Linked DNA regions of Homo sapiens: all the other regions are linked to region 3. Evidence: chromatin loops called from intact Hi-C (ENCODE). Cell type or tissue: endothelial cell of umbilical vein. All regions are shown on one strand.

What was found. A loop is a pair of places that touch in the nucleus more often than their neighbours do. Peaks named below come from ENCODE experiments on the same cell type or tissue, not always from the same donor. Only the 100,000 strongest peaks of a DNase experiment are listed, where the experiment ranks them.
Region 1: it touches region 3 in a loop (7-fold over the local background); 2 of 110 quality-filtered maps call a loop at or near these places.
Region 2: it touches region 3 in a loop (6-fold over the local background); 5 of 110 quality-filtered maps call a loop at or near these places.

The regions. Positions count from the first base shown.
Region 1 is chr3:30,286,966-30,291,965 of GRCh38, reverse strand. No RefSeq gene overlaps it. Among named protein-coding and RNA genes, the nearest start is that of LINC01985, 230 kb to the left of the region's middle. In endothelial cell of umbilical vein, no CTCF peak of the experiment used is centred here; DNase peaks (open chromatin) are centred at 2,405 and 4,905; H3K27ac peaks cover 4,133 bases.
Region 2 is chr3:30,656,840-30,661,839 of GRCh38, reverse strand. The region is part of intron 3 of TGFBR2 (transforming growth factor beta receptor 2); the gene reads right to left. Among named protein-coding and RNA genes, the nearest start is that of TGFBR2, 53 kb to the right of the region's middle. In endothelial cell of umbilical vein, no CTCF peak of the experiment used is centred here; DNase peaks (open chromatin) are centred at 2,359 and 3,029; H3K27ac peaks cover 5,000 bases.
Region 3 is chr3:30,536,824-30,541,823 of GRCh38, reverse strand. No RefSeq gene overlaps it. Among named protein-coding and RNA genes, the nearest start is that of LINC01985, 20 kb to the right of the region's middle. In endothelial cell of umbilical vein, no CTCF peak of the experiment used is centred here; DNase peaks (open chromatin) are centred at 1,823 and 2,903; H3K27ac peaks cover 2,857 bases.

The DNA.
Region 1 (5,000 bases), 250 kb after region 3:
AACCTCATTTTTTCTCATCTGTAAAATGGTGTTAAAGTGTTTCTCTCCAGCATTATTGAAAGAATTACACAATGTAATGCACACAATATAGTTGATAAAGTGCCTAACAGTGAAAACAAAAAGAATTCAAGTGATCTCTTTCTTTCTTTACCACCCTAGTGTCTTTTCTTTTTTCTGTGTCCCTCAATGCTTTCCACCACCCTTTCAGCTGGTGTTTTTGAGAAACATTTGTTCAGCTAGAGCTTGCAGAGTGATGTTTGAAGTGTCTGTTCTAAGGAAGAGGTGATCTGAGCAGTAGCATGGACTTGTTTCTCCGCTGCTGGTTGTGGCTGTGTTTACAAGGCTACCTATTTTGACATCTGGCAGGTGTCACTGATTTTTTATTTTTTTCCATTTAAAAAGGTCATTTAGTCAAAGACAGTGCTAGAAGTTAGTTTAAAGGGTGTGATGTGTTGGTCACATCGCAGCCAGTAAGAAACGCTTTGTAGGTTATCCACATCTTTTGCTGTCCGTTTCCATATGCAATTCTGGTCACCATATTTTCCAAAGCTAAAATCTGAGATGTGGGCTGATGGTTTTTGAAACCAGGATTACTTCAGGGAGAACCAGGTCCTATGACTAATTTACCTGATTTTGAGGCTTCGAAGGCTTGTTTGAGACCCGTTCCAGAGAACTTGGTACCAGAACGTGGATTCACAGTCCAGCTTACTATTGATACAGGCCTGAGCACCCTTTAGGGTGAGGCGCCTCCTCCTGCCTGCTGTCCTGTCCCTAATTAGTCAGAAGACTTGAATTTGGCAGGAGACGGGAGCCCTGTGTCCACGAGGCAAGAGGGTCTATACTTGGTTTCAATTGACCCCCTATCAAGATTTCAGACTTGCAGTGTGGCCACCTGGCCCTGCCCTGCTTCTCCCTTTCTCGCACAGCTTCAAAACTTTACCACTTTTATTTTAAAATAAACAGGTTGGGAGAGAAATAGCGTCACCTAAGGGGGGTCATGGGAGGGAGGGAGGAAGTCATGGGGGTGGGGCGCTGGAAAGGCTTTTTCCCAGGACTCAGGGTCCTGTTCTCCCTGGCCTCTTCCTAGAGGGCCCGTTGACAGGCCACTGGGAGTGCTTATTTGGAAAGCGGATGTGTGAACCCAATGCCTGTGCGGCCACGCACTCAGCACAGGAGCCACTGTACCTGGCTGCCCTCTGAAAGGAGCAAGGGGCTACTTCCCAGGTGGCTCGGACATCACGTGGGCTCATCAGCCCCAGCGTCCGTGCCAGGTCCAGGTGCCTGCCTCTGGGTGTGTTTGAGGGAGAGTCTGCTCCCTGGCCTCACCCTGGGGAGGCCCCTGGTGCCAAGTGCTGGGGCCGCTGCAGCTGGTCAGCCTCAGCAGGCGGGAGTCTCTCTACTGAGCAACTATGCATTGTCATTGTCGGGTTCGAGGCTTGCTGTGGCTCCTTGGTGACTGGGAATTCCTTGTTTGCATGTGCTGGAATGCATGCTTTGGGGTCCCAGCTGCCCCAGACCCGCACAGGTACCCCCTTCCCATCCGAAGCCATTGGTGGAGCTTCTCTGGAAGCCAAAGCCGAAGGCAGAATCCAAGAGTCCGAGATCATTTCCCTGGAGCTCGTTTTTCTTTCCTGTAGGAACTTTATTTATTTATTTATTTATTTTTTAACTAGCACCCACCATGCTTCCGAAGGTCATGTTTCATTTTTCCTGGATCCCTACACTGAAATATTGCAGTTGTACAATTCCCAGTCTGGCCTTGTCTTGCTTGGATAAAACTTTGTATTTTGTATGGCATAGATTCCATATTGTAATGATGTTCTATGTAAAAAGAAAAAAAATGAATGAAACTGTAAATTTTATTGTTTTAACATGTATGCATGTTTAGTGATGTTTACATTTTGAAATATAATTTATGATTCACTATCAAAAAAAGAAGAAGAAGAAGTTTCTGTTCCAGTGGTGGCAGCCTAGCTTTCCTGAATTCAAACCAAAAGCAGCAGTGGTCAGTTGTACACCTAAAACCACACCATGCTATTTCCTCCACTGTGTATTTCCTGTTTGCCGCTATTCTCTGATGGTCCATGAAAATTTCATAGGAAACTCAACCAGGGAAGCAAACTGAGCATAAGAAATATTTCTGACAATAGAAATTAACTACAGCATAACATAAAGTTGAAAGAAGCCTTAGAGAAAATATTGACAACCAAATTATTTTACAACTGAAGAAGAAAGGGCAAGAAATAAGGGGAAAAGTATTGACCTGAAACCTGACATACATTTCTTCATTCAAATTATGATTACCATTAGAAGTCAATATGATTTCCAAATTTGGTAGCTGAGGAAACTGAAGGTCAGAGAAGTTAAGTAATCTGCCCAAAAACACATGGTTAATAAATGCAGGAAGTGGCAGTGTGACTTTCTCCAGAGACCATATCCTTCCACTGCAGAGTATTTACTCCCAGTAATCGAGCATTGACAGTACTTTAAATGTATTACCTCATATCTCACTACAGTGACTAAAGTTCAGTGTCACACCCAGGAAGCTGCAGCATAAAGTTAAAACATTTCTACCCACCTCCAAAGTCTTTCCCTACCAGGGAGTGGCCATTTATTGTATTGTCTGGTCTCAGCCATTAATTCCCTTATTTTGGGGTAGCTGCTTCCTGGGTGTGAGAAACATCAGTAACAAATCAGTTGAAAAGTAGGAGTAAACCAGCATTAGTGATAAGTCTTAGGAAAAGAGCTTATGCTAACAAAAGAGCTTCTAGAGAAGAAAATAATTTTCAGGATAAGAATGAAATCTGAAATTGCATTTGAGATAAATTCCTTAGCTAAAAGAGCTGAATTCTACTTATATTGCCTTCCCCTCTGTTTTAACACCATAATTTTAAAAAATAAGGTCTAGTGAAGTTTAAGAAACACCAGTCTTTCCATCTTGCTTTTAAAGCCTACAGAGTTCTGGCTGGATCTTTCAAAGGAGCCAAATGAAATGTTGCCACATGGAAAATGTAGTGCCTCCTAGAAAGGGGAAAGGTCTGTTCTAATTTCACTCTCTGAGGCATGCAGTCACTTTCCAATTTAGCTTTTTTTAAAAAAAATCAGTGGTGTCCTATTGTAACACCAACACCTGTGAAAAGAATTCATTCATGCTGGCAATTAGAGTGGAAGTTTGGGGAAGTGGGGATTTTCAAAAGAAAAGAACTAGAATTTAGTCTTTTAGTCTTTTAGTCTTTTCTCTTTCTCCTTTGTCTCTTCCTCTCCCCTCTCTCTATCCCTTTCCCCACCCCACCTTCTCTTCACCAGTTCCATCGCCCCACAACACACACACTCGCTCATGTTTTTCTATCACAACTAACAAGTTTGGTTTTGCAAATTCCTCAACAAACACTTCTCAATATTTTCCTTGGAATCTGTTTTTCAAGTTGTTACTGTTTGTGGATAGTTATTTTTTTCACATGTAAACCTGTAATTAAAATTATGCACTTACCGCAAGCCAAAATTTCATCTTGCTTTGCAGATTGAAATGACCTGTCCATTTATTTAATCTTATTAACAGCAACTGTAATCATCATTATTTAGATGCTTTTAGAACATAGCATTTTATTTATGTATTTTTGAAAGAACCTTTTTTTTTTTTTTTTAATTGCCATAGTGCTTTAGAAGCTTAGGCTCAGAAGTCAGCTTTTTCTGGGCTCGAATTCTAACCTTCCGACATCCAGCCATGAGTTTTTAGACAAATTATTTAATTGCCTTAATCATTAGTTTCCCTCATCTGTAAATCAGGATTATATAATATATATGTAATAGACTATTGGGAGAGTTAAATGAGGCTATGAATAGACAACACATAGCAATGGCTGGAATGTAGTATATAGTCAGTAAGTTAGCTATCCTCCAGCATTTTCTTCTCCGGCACCATTATAATGTGGGATATTGACAAAAGAGATTTATAAAATAAAAGAATTATATGTACAGTCTTAGTTTCTTCATGCTTCTATAACAAAATACCTGAGACTGAGTAATTTATAAACAACAGAAATCTATTTCTCACAGTTATGGAGGCTGAGAAGTCTGAGATCGAGTCACTAGCAGGTTTGCTGTTTGGTGAGTGCTAGTCTCTGCTTCAAGATGGCACTCTGTTGCTGCATCCACACATGGTGGAAGGTGGAAGGGCTAAAAAAGGGATACATTTTGGGAGAAGCTTCTTTTATAGGGCATTAATACCTTTCAAGAGGGCAGAACCGCCATGACTTAATCACCTTCTAAAGGTTTCACCTCTTAATACTATCACATTGGTGATTAAGTTTCAACATGAAATTGAGAGGGAATGCAGTCAAACCATAGCATATACAAATCATACTAAGAAAAATTTTCCAATATTGACTTTTCCAGTAATTTAAAACAGTCACAGGAATCTGTGCCACTGTAGAAAGCTGCAAATAGGGCTGCAAACGAGCACCCAGTACTTCTGATCTAACTGATGTTACAGTGAAAATGCTGTCATGACAGAGGCATGGTTACCCTGTATCCACAGGGTATGCACTGTGCCTTTTGGAAATGGAGTATGTTAATCAATGTCATAAGAGCTAAGCTGCAACATTGACTGGATATTTGAACAGGACACATCTATGGTGTAAATTCAGCTTTGAGTCATCACTTCTTTAGTTGTTGTAGCTGGAGTAAAAAAATTCATGAAAACACCAACTCATTCAATTATAGGATGCAGAAAAATTTGGAAGGGATGGAAGGCTGTTTTGTAGAACACAATGGGTATAAAAGCCTTGAGTAAGACTGAGAAATTATGATCCCATTGAAGTCATTGGACATACATTTTCTGAGTATCTGCTCTATTCTGGCAGTGTGTCTGGTCCTATAGAGGCAGTGAAGCCCAAAACAGTGCCCCAGGCCTCAAAAAGTTTCAAATCGTGAGACTGGGGTAGAAGGAGAGATGGCCTTAAGGAAAGAGGGTATGAGTCAGCTTTTGCTGCAATGATGCT
Region 2 (5,000 bases), 120 kb before region 3:
GCTATTTAAGATTCTTCATCATGTGTTTTGATAGACACAGATATAATACTTGGAATATAACTTGTGTAGCAAAGATTACAGCAGGACTCTCACCTCCTCTTCCACCAAGTGGAGTTTAAGGCTCCTGATGGTTTGTTCTTTCTGTTTTGTTTTGATTCTTTCAGCCAGATCATCCTGATTTCAAAATGACCTTAACTCACCTCTAAACCCTGGGGTCTTCATCACATGAGCAGATTCCCAGCCAGTGTTTTGACAAGTGCTCCTTTGCAATCGATTGTTTGAACCTATATGTCTGATTTTACATCTACCTGTCAAGTTTTAGAAAATTGGTCATTTCAGGCCATTAAAACCCTGATTCAGCCTTTGCTCTTTTAGGCATCCCTTCCACTGTGCTTTTCACCCTTTATGTTCCTCCTTAGGATATAGATTCCTGCTACTTCTCTTGCTCTGACTTTAAAAGGAGGGCAACCAACATTAGGAGGGTGCCTACAAGGTACCAGGCTTTGTCCAGGAAATGATGACACATCTGTCCTCCCACAAAGAGAGTTTCACACCTGATATATGTTCTTTGGAACAAGATTTTTTTTCATTTTCTTTTCTGTGTTATTGCAGTTTTCTGACTACTAAAAGCTTAGGTTTTGTTAGGATCCCCACACCTGCCCTGATTCTTTAATTCTTTTTCTGGCTGGCTGTCTGAATTACACCTTGTACTCTGTCTAGGGGCCCTCATGTTCTCAGGAAACCTGAAAGCAAGGTACATTTCTTAAGTTATTTCAGGATGCTCTCCAACAGGGAGACCAGATCGCTTTGGAAAAGCATATTCATTATTCACAATACCTGTTAGGTCACCAGAATACATCCTCTCTCTCTCCCTGGCTTTCCAGGTGAACCACAGGCTTCTGCAATTCCTTCCCACCTGAGTTTCTCACCTCCTAAAATCATGCACACAGCCTCCCTGGTCCCTGCCTTGTCTCTGCCAAGGCAGTAGCACCCAAACCTTGCCATCCAACCTTTTGGACACATTAAGGTTTAAAATGTGCTTTCCTTTAACGTATAATTTAATCAGTTTTAAAAGCTAAGATGCCTATTCCCAATGAGGCCGTTGACCTTGTTCCAAAGCAATTGCTTGTAAATTGTTGTAGAAAACAAAATAATATCCCCTCTTAAAGTGTCTTGCTATTCCTCCAAGGATGGGGTAAAACAGGTGTTGGTTTTTCTCCTCCTCTAACCTTCGAAGGCATAATTTTGGCTCCTTCCTGTGGTAGCTGCCATTCTTTAATTGTTACCGTCCCTTTCCAGGCTACAGGGGGAACGTGACGAAAAATATAAAAAGATTTGGCAGAACAAACTGTCTTGAGTCCAGTGGTTCCCAATGTGGGCTGCATATTAAAATATCTTGAAGAATTAAAAAATAATTCCTGATACCAGGCCCCAGACCAATTAAGTCAGAAACTGCAGGAGTAAGACCCAGTTAATGAGTAGTTTTTAAAGCTACTCAGGTGTTTCCAATGTGCAGCCAAGCCTAAGCATAACTACATCAGCCTGGTGGAAGAAACAGGTATTTCGAATAGGATGGGGCCTGGAAAATGAAAGACATGGGAATAATTTTAATGACTACATTTCAGAGAAATTGTTCTTGACATTGGAACCAACTATATCCTCTAATTAGGCAACAAAAGGCATATATATGTATATTTTTAAAAGTAGATAAGCAAATATAAATTATTTCTCTAAAAGTTAACATGTTTTTAAAAAAAAGCATAATTTGTAATGGCAAAATTGATATTTTCCACAACAGGTAACATGCAGGAGCGATTTAGAATACAAAAGGACTTTCCAAAGGCAAGTCATCCAGATGTCCAAATGGTGGTGAATACAGCCTCTGGAGTATACGTGGGTGGAAATAAAAGTCAATTTCACAGTGGTTAGCCACCTCCCTGAGCCTTTTTTTTCCCCTGGTGGGACACTGAGACACTCGCAAAGCAGCAAAAGGTCTCAGTGGACCCTTCTTGCCATTACTCATGGGTGTGGAGTTTATGGAACACATGGAGGCCGCAGTGGGAGAGACCTGAGGCTGCAGAGGAACCACCCGAACCTTGCTACAGCACCAGCAGTATGGGTCCGACTGCTTTCTTGGCCACTCATATCCAGTGGATGGAATTTGAGACAGCCTGTGTCCATACTAGATTCCACTCTGCTGATTCATACCAGAATGAGGTTCTAGAGTACAAATATTCACAACCAGAAAGCACATCTGGCCTCAGTGCAGCTTTGTTTACTTTGCTACTTAGGAAAAAAAAAAATCTTGAAAAGCGAGTTGCTTTTGCCTTAATTCAGTTCAAATACATTCTAAGCTTCCTTCAACTGAGTCACAGTGTCCTCTATCATGCAAAATCTTTATTATTTCCTTGGCCAGACATAGGGCCATATTGATGAATTCCAAGTGTGCTTTCTAACCAAGGCTGGTTCACAACAAAAAGCTGCTTCAGCTCTGAGTCATCACCTCAAATAACTGATTTCTCTTCTCAGGAATGAGACTAGCAACTTTAATCCATAATTTTCTTCCTCTTCTAACAACTTTTCTCAACCATATTTCCACACTTATTTTTTCTTCTGCATTTAGACCAGAAAGTAAATCTGGTTTGTTTCTTTTGAAACAAAAATGCACAGCTGGAAAGCCAGCTATTTTGAGGCGTGAGTGCACAGTTCCAAGGCAGCATACCTAAAATCCCCCAGAGCTACCAAAACACCATTTACTCTTTTCATTTCTTACATGCAAGAACTAATCATTTCCCCAAGAAGCCAGCTCCCTGGTGTTGGAGCTGAACAAACATAAAATGAGATTTGGGAGAAAGAGGGCAGCATTTCTAAGACTTCCCTTACTCGGAAAACAACGGAAGTCAACAAAATGCTCAATGCATGCGATCAGTACACAGAGTGGGTTTGCTGGATGGTGTAAAGCAACGACATTAAGGACACAATGGGTCCAGAGGGAACCAGCTGGCTGAGATGTTCTGCTAGCAAGTTAAACATAGACAGGAAACCGCGTGTCTGATACTGTAAAAAAATAATTTGTCTTCCTGCCAGAGATAGGCTAGCAAACCAAAAAGGCTGTTTTCACTTAAAAGAAATGCTACAACAATGAGAGAGGAAGGAATGAAACTTTGTGGCTACAAGAAGTCTTCTTCTCTGCCCCTCTCTCAACATCTCAGGTTAGAGGGCACACATCACCACACTAAATGCTAAAGCCTGCACATAGCTTGCGAGTCAGCAACGTGCACCACTGGGCATACATCTTATGGTCTGCTTCCCTATTTAACCACATAGATTGAACTTTGAGTCAGAAGTGGTTACTCAAGTCCTGGTTTCTAAGCTAGCAAGATATAATTGATTTATTTACTTACAGTCCTATCCCATTCCCAAAAACAACAACAACGACAACAACAAAAAACACAGTGAAAGAAGATACAGTCAAGACAGGAGCTATAATTATGACAAATGGAATATAAATGTGAGAAAACAGGGTAAAAACTGGTAAGCAAGAGTGATATTAGTATGCTAAATGTGTAGGTACATATTTGCTAGAAGCATGATTCAGATTTGACTCTAAGCTTTTCTGGTAGTTAGCATTTGAGAGAGAAACACAAAAACCATGAATATCTCTATCAGGGGTTGGCCTGAGCCCTGTTTTTGTAAATGAAGTTGTACTGGAACACAGCCACGTCCAATCACTTACACACTGTCTGTGGCTGCTACCACAGAAGAGTTGAGTAGCTGTGACAGAGACTCTGCCCTGCAAAGCTGAAAATATTTACTATCTTGCCTGTTATCAAAGAAGTTTGCAGACCCCTGCTCGGTATGCTTCAAAGTGTCCTTAAGATCAGAGGCAAACAGGTCGTCATGAGGAGAACACCTTTCTAAAACAGAGAGCCAAAATAAATGTCTCCTGGCTTCCTCATGAAGATAACAATACAATGCAGTGAACAGCATCCTCCACATTCTTTACAGTAAACATACCACTTTGATTCACAGGACTCCTTATAATGGGGAGCACCTCAATAGGACTCAGGTGGAGGAATTTGCAGGGAAGAGGAGAATACATGACGTTGGTACAAATCTCCTCACTCATCCAGCTAAAGGCAAAGATAAGAAATTTGAATCTAGTGGAACAGTAATAACTATTTACAGTCAAAATTCATTAAGTGCTCACTCTGTGCCAGGTGCCGTGCCAAGTTCTCTACATAAATAAATACATTTATCCTCAAAATAATCCTATTAAAAGTATTCATTATTTCTACTCCCATTTTTCAGAGAGGTAAACAAGTAGTTACCCCAAGAACCAAGAGCTTACACACGGCTGAGCTGGGATCTGAACACAGGCAATCAGCAGGGAAGCCATGCTCTCAGCCCTGCCCTCTGTTGTCTTCCCAACAGATGAGCATCTTACTGGCCATCGTTTATACACATCATTTCTCACGGACATGGAAACAGTGTCAGCCTGAGGTTGTGCCTCTTGCCAAGGACATGCTCAGTGATGGGTCTGGGCTGCCGTTTGGCAAACAGAACAGGTAGCCTCTTATGTAAGTTGTGCAGCCTCCCATGGGTTAAGACTGATAAAAAAGCAAACACACCACCACCACGGGAATGTGGAAGGGTAAGGGTATTCCTTCTATAAGAGACAAGATTATCTGGTTCTTCTATGATTCTCCTACGGACAAAAAGTGAGGAACAAACTATGAGATCTTGGAAAATCCCAGCTCCTCTCTGGAGACCCACTTTTTTGTCATTAAAATGAGAAGTCTGGAGGAGCCAATTCACGGGTTTCACTTCATCATAAAAATGTAATGAGTCTATGAAACAAGACAACACACCTGAAAGTAGTTAGCACAGGTGCACACATTCAGAGTAGGCTGCAATCCAAGGCAGCGATCATCACTATAGTTGTTCTATGAGTTCCCACAGCCTAGGCCATGGGCTTGCCACCACCTTGCCTACATTTC
Region 3 (5,000 bases):
AGTGACTCTTGTTTGTCTCGAGGATAAAGTTCCACTTCCTCAGCAAAGCATACAAGGCTTGCTCATTCTGAAGTTGGCTACTATGTAATGGGATCTTCCATTATGGATGGAGCTAGTAGCAATTATGGTAATAATGGCTATTCTTGGTCTGAACTGCATATCAAATCTCCCAATAAGGAATACAGGTAAATCTGTGTCTCAGGACATCAACCAGAGAGGGGTTTAACATTCAATATTTATTAAAATTTTATTATTTTCTAGGTCCAAGGGCTCTTTATAGATCAACCTATTTAATCCTCAAAACAATTCTGTGAGATAGGTAGTATTACTATTCTTACTTTATAGAAAGAGACTGAGGCACAGAAAGACTAAGTCAAATATCCCAGTACTGACCACTTAATAAACATTAGGGCTAGAGTTTAACCCCTAACAATCTAATGCCAGAGCCTGCTTAACTAATGTGCTATGTGTTACCAGCTGTCTCTATAGAAAGCTAATTCTAACTGGTATGAGATGGTATCTCATTGTGGTTTTGATTTGCATTTCTCTGATGGCCAGTGATGATGAGCATTTTTTCATGTGTCTATTGGCTGCATAAATGTCTTCTTTTGAGAAGTGTTTTTTCATATCCTTCACCCACTTCTTGGTGGGGTTGATTTTTTCTTGTAAATTTGTTTAAGGTCTTTGTAGATTCTGGATATTAGCCCTTTGTCAGATGGGTAGAATGCAAAAATTTTCTCCCATTCTGTAGGTTGCCTGTTCACTCTGATGGTAGTTTCTTTTGCTGTGCAGAAGCTCTTTAGTTTAATTAGATCCCATTTGTCAATGATGGCTTTTGTTGCCATTGCTTCTGGTGTTTTAGTCATGAAGTCCTTGCCCATGCCTATGTCCTGAATGGTATTGCCTGGGTTTTCTTCTAGGGTTTTTATGGTTTTAGGTCTAACATTTAAGTCTTTAATCCAACTTGAATTAATTTTTGTATAAGGTGTAAGGAAGGGATCCAGTTTCAGCTTTCTACCTATGGCTAGCCAGTTTTCCCAGCACCATTTATTAAATAGGGAATTCTTTCCTCATTTCTTGTTTTTGTCAGTTTTGTCAAAGATCAGTTGGTTGCAGATGTGTGGTATTATTTCTGAGGGCTCTGTTCTGTTCCATTGGTCTATACCCAAAGGATTATAAATCATGCTGCTATAAAGACACATGCACACGTATGTTTATTGTGGCACTATTCACAATAGCAAAGACTTGGAACCAACCCAAATGTCCATCAGTGATATACTGGATTAAGAAAATGTGGCACATATACACCATGGAATACTATGCAGCCATAAAAAAGGATGAGTTCATGTCCTTTGTAGGGACATGGATGAAGCTGGAAACCATCATTCTGAGCAAACTATCGCAAGGACAAAAAACCAAACACCGCATGTTCTCACTCATAGGTGGGAATTGAACAATGAGAACAGTTGGACACAGGGCAGGGAACATCACACAGTGGGGCCTGTCGTGGGGTGGGGGTAGGGAGGAGGGATAGCATTAGGAGATATAACTAATGTAAATGACAAGTTAATGGGTGCAGCACACCAACATGGCACATGTATACATATGTAACAAAACTGCACGTTGTGCACATGTACCCTAGAACTTGAAGTATAATGATAATAATAATAATAAAAAATAAGTTTAAAAAAAAAGAAAGCTAATTCTAACAGCCCAAAGATTTTCCAGGGCTGTACCATATTTCCTTCCCATATCTGTTATCAGAAGCAGAGGCCTGTGCTGTTTCCATCTTTCCCAGGATTATTTCAATAAAAGGAACGGGGGGCTTTTTTATGATTCACTCATTCATGCCTAAGTTATTAGAAGTGTGAGCTCATTTCTGGTTGACTCAGATACTTTATATAGTCATAGGCAACATCTAACACTTATTCTAGTATACTCTTACAGTTAATAAATAGTAAGAAATACAAACTCATCTGTAATGTAATAACTTCAAACTTCTAAATATTTTAAATTTAACCTTACTTGCCCAAAGTGAACTAAATCATGATGACATTTATTAAGAATTTCCTCATCCTATAGCAAAGTATAATGCATGACTGGGTGAAAAGAGGGAATTTGCACTGTGTAAATGTCCGAAGGGCCAGAAAGATTTAAATGAAATCCGGGGGTTCTATAATTTTTATATTATTTGTATGCTTATGCATGCATAAGCGAGGAAGATTAATGAAAAGAAAGGATAATTAAAATTGTGGGATATTTTCTGAATTCCTTCCTCAATAGTTCTTTGGAAATGCACAAGCCCTATTATTTTCTCCTATGTTCACTGATATGCCAAGTCACAGAATGTTGTTAGACCGGTTATTGGTGTCAAAAGTTGAAATCCTATCCAATTAATTGCTTACAACATTGCTAGAATTTCTTCACACAGTTCCCTGCAAAAGCATCTATAATACACTGGCGGGGGCTACGTCTTTGCTTTTAAGGTATTTCACTGATGGACTGAACTTGTTGAATGTCTGGTACGTGTTAATAATTAGAATACAGTTGACTATTTATACCCAGGCTTGTTCCAGAAGGGATTTAAAAAATCATTTAATAAAATACATATGAAATAGCAAATAAATGATTTAAAAAAAGACTCAGGAAATTTCAGTGAAAGTAAAAGTGAGTCAGGACACAAAAATCACACAATGAAGTCACGCATATTTTCTAGAGGTATGCCAAAAACTTGTAAGTTTCTGCTAGCCAATGAGAAGAAGGAAACACTAGAGGTGAGTGAGTCACACTACTTATAGTGTTAAATCTATCTAGTTGCTGAAGAGATGAACAATTCTATCTGATTATGAGATCAGAATTTTCTCCCAAGTCTTTACAGACAGGATACCATATATTGTCATACACATAATCTCAACAGTAAACACAGACACAAGTTATTCAGTGAAGTTTATATAATACACCTCAGTATTGGCTGCTGGCATCTCACCAAAGTGCAATTAAATAAAAAAAGAGCTACTGAGGCTAATGTGAAGAGCTGTGAGCCCATGACTCCCAGATGATTTGACTCAAACTAGGGAAGATTAGAGAACTTGTAATAGTAGTTCTTGAACATTTATATCCATAAAAATATCCCAAAACATAAAGAATGGGTTGCTGTGCTTCTTCCTCATTGAGTCAGGTTTAGTCCATCTGGAGAGAGACCCACAAATATCTGTTTTCAATTATTAGCCCTCTTTCCTTGAAGTTATTCCAATGTAGAAGGTAAGCAGACCATCATGGAAAAACCAGAGATTAAAAGCAACAAGTAGCATTATTTGATATCAATTAATGAACTATCAGAGGATACTAGCAAGAAATGATCATTTTAACTTGAGATTAATTGATCTGTAACAAGTTTTGGGGGTAGTGTTAATATAAACTTGTTGAGCTGCCCTACTAGGGAGGATGCTGTACTAGAAAATATTTTTTCCTTTTCTCTACAAAGTGAAAATACCCACTGCATCAAAGAATGGATGGGGATAGAAAATCACTCAGAATTGTTGAGTGGAGACTTCTTAAAGGTGCCATTTCTTAGATGTGTGGTTGTGGGAAGAGGTCTTATTAGAATTATGTTTTTGGGATGTTGGACACTTTTCAGAAAATTGTGGCCCTGTGTAATGAAAGTTATGATGTGGTCTCCACATTCCCACTTCAGTACTTAGGCATTTGATCACCCAGCTGCCAGGAGTCTTTTCTTCTGATGGTTCTTCACAGAAATTGTCCTCCTTACCAAGGTTATATGCTTAACGCAGCTAGCATCCCATGACCCACTGGTGCAGAGAGACAAGACCTGGATGGATATCTCTGAAGGACCATCTTGTATTACAGCTTCTCTTGAGATTAGCTGAAGTCTTTGTAGGACCTGCATCACAGTTTGACTTCTTCCTCCTTCCAATCCTTTGTTCCTTACCCCTTGCAGATGTAGATCCCTAGAGGATTCTCCCCAAACTTCCTGCTCACAACCATCTCAGATTCCACTTCCTAGAGAATCTGACCTAAGACGTGGATATAAATCTCCTGATCTTCACCTCACTGATGCTACTACCTATGTTCCTTTGCAATTTGATTTTAATTATATTCACCCACCTTTCCTTTCTGTATCTGTCTTTTATTTTTCTTCAGCTCTGTTCTTGATATTTAAGGGCTTCTTAGTGTGGACACCTTTTTACTTCCTCAATGATTTTTTTTTTTTTTTTTTTTTTTGAGACAGAGTCTCACTGTGTTGCCTAGGCTGGAGTGCAGTGGAGCAATCTCAACTCGCTGCAACCTTCAACTGCCAGGTTCAAGCAATTCTCCTACCTCAGCTTCCCGAGTAGCTGGGATTACAGACATGTGCCACCATGCCTGGCTAATTTTTTTGTATTTTTGATAGAAAATACAATTTTTTTTTTTTCGTATTTTTGGTAGAGACGGGGTTTCGCCATGTTGGTCAGGCTGGTCTCAAACTTCTGACTTCAGGTGATCCACCCGCCTCGGCCTCCCAAAGTGCTGGGATTACAGGTGTGAGCCGCCACTGTACCCGGCCTGTTCCTCACTGATCTTAAAGGATTTATTTGTTCTGTACTTTGTTATCTCTTTTTGTGAGTCTGACCCAAAACAGGTCTGCTAAGCCTTAAAGATGAGGCATATGAGGTACTACTTAAGCAAACATATGTGCAAATGTGTGCAGGAGTGTGTGTAGGCGTATGTGCACACATACATATACACAGAACAAGGAGGTTTTTGTAATCCAATGCATTTGAGAAATATGACTTAAATGGGTAAGTTACTGCAGGAGTTCTCAGAGTCTGTAAAGTGCTAGTGTGAATTGTGAATCTCCACATTGTACATTATAGAACCCTCCTCTTTTCCCTTTTTATTGATGTAAAATTTTTTTTTTGAGATGGAGTCTTGCTCCGTCGCCCAGCCTGGAGTGCAGTGGCGCGATCTCTACTCACTGCAAGCTCCGCCTCCTGGGTTCA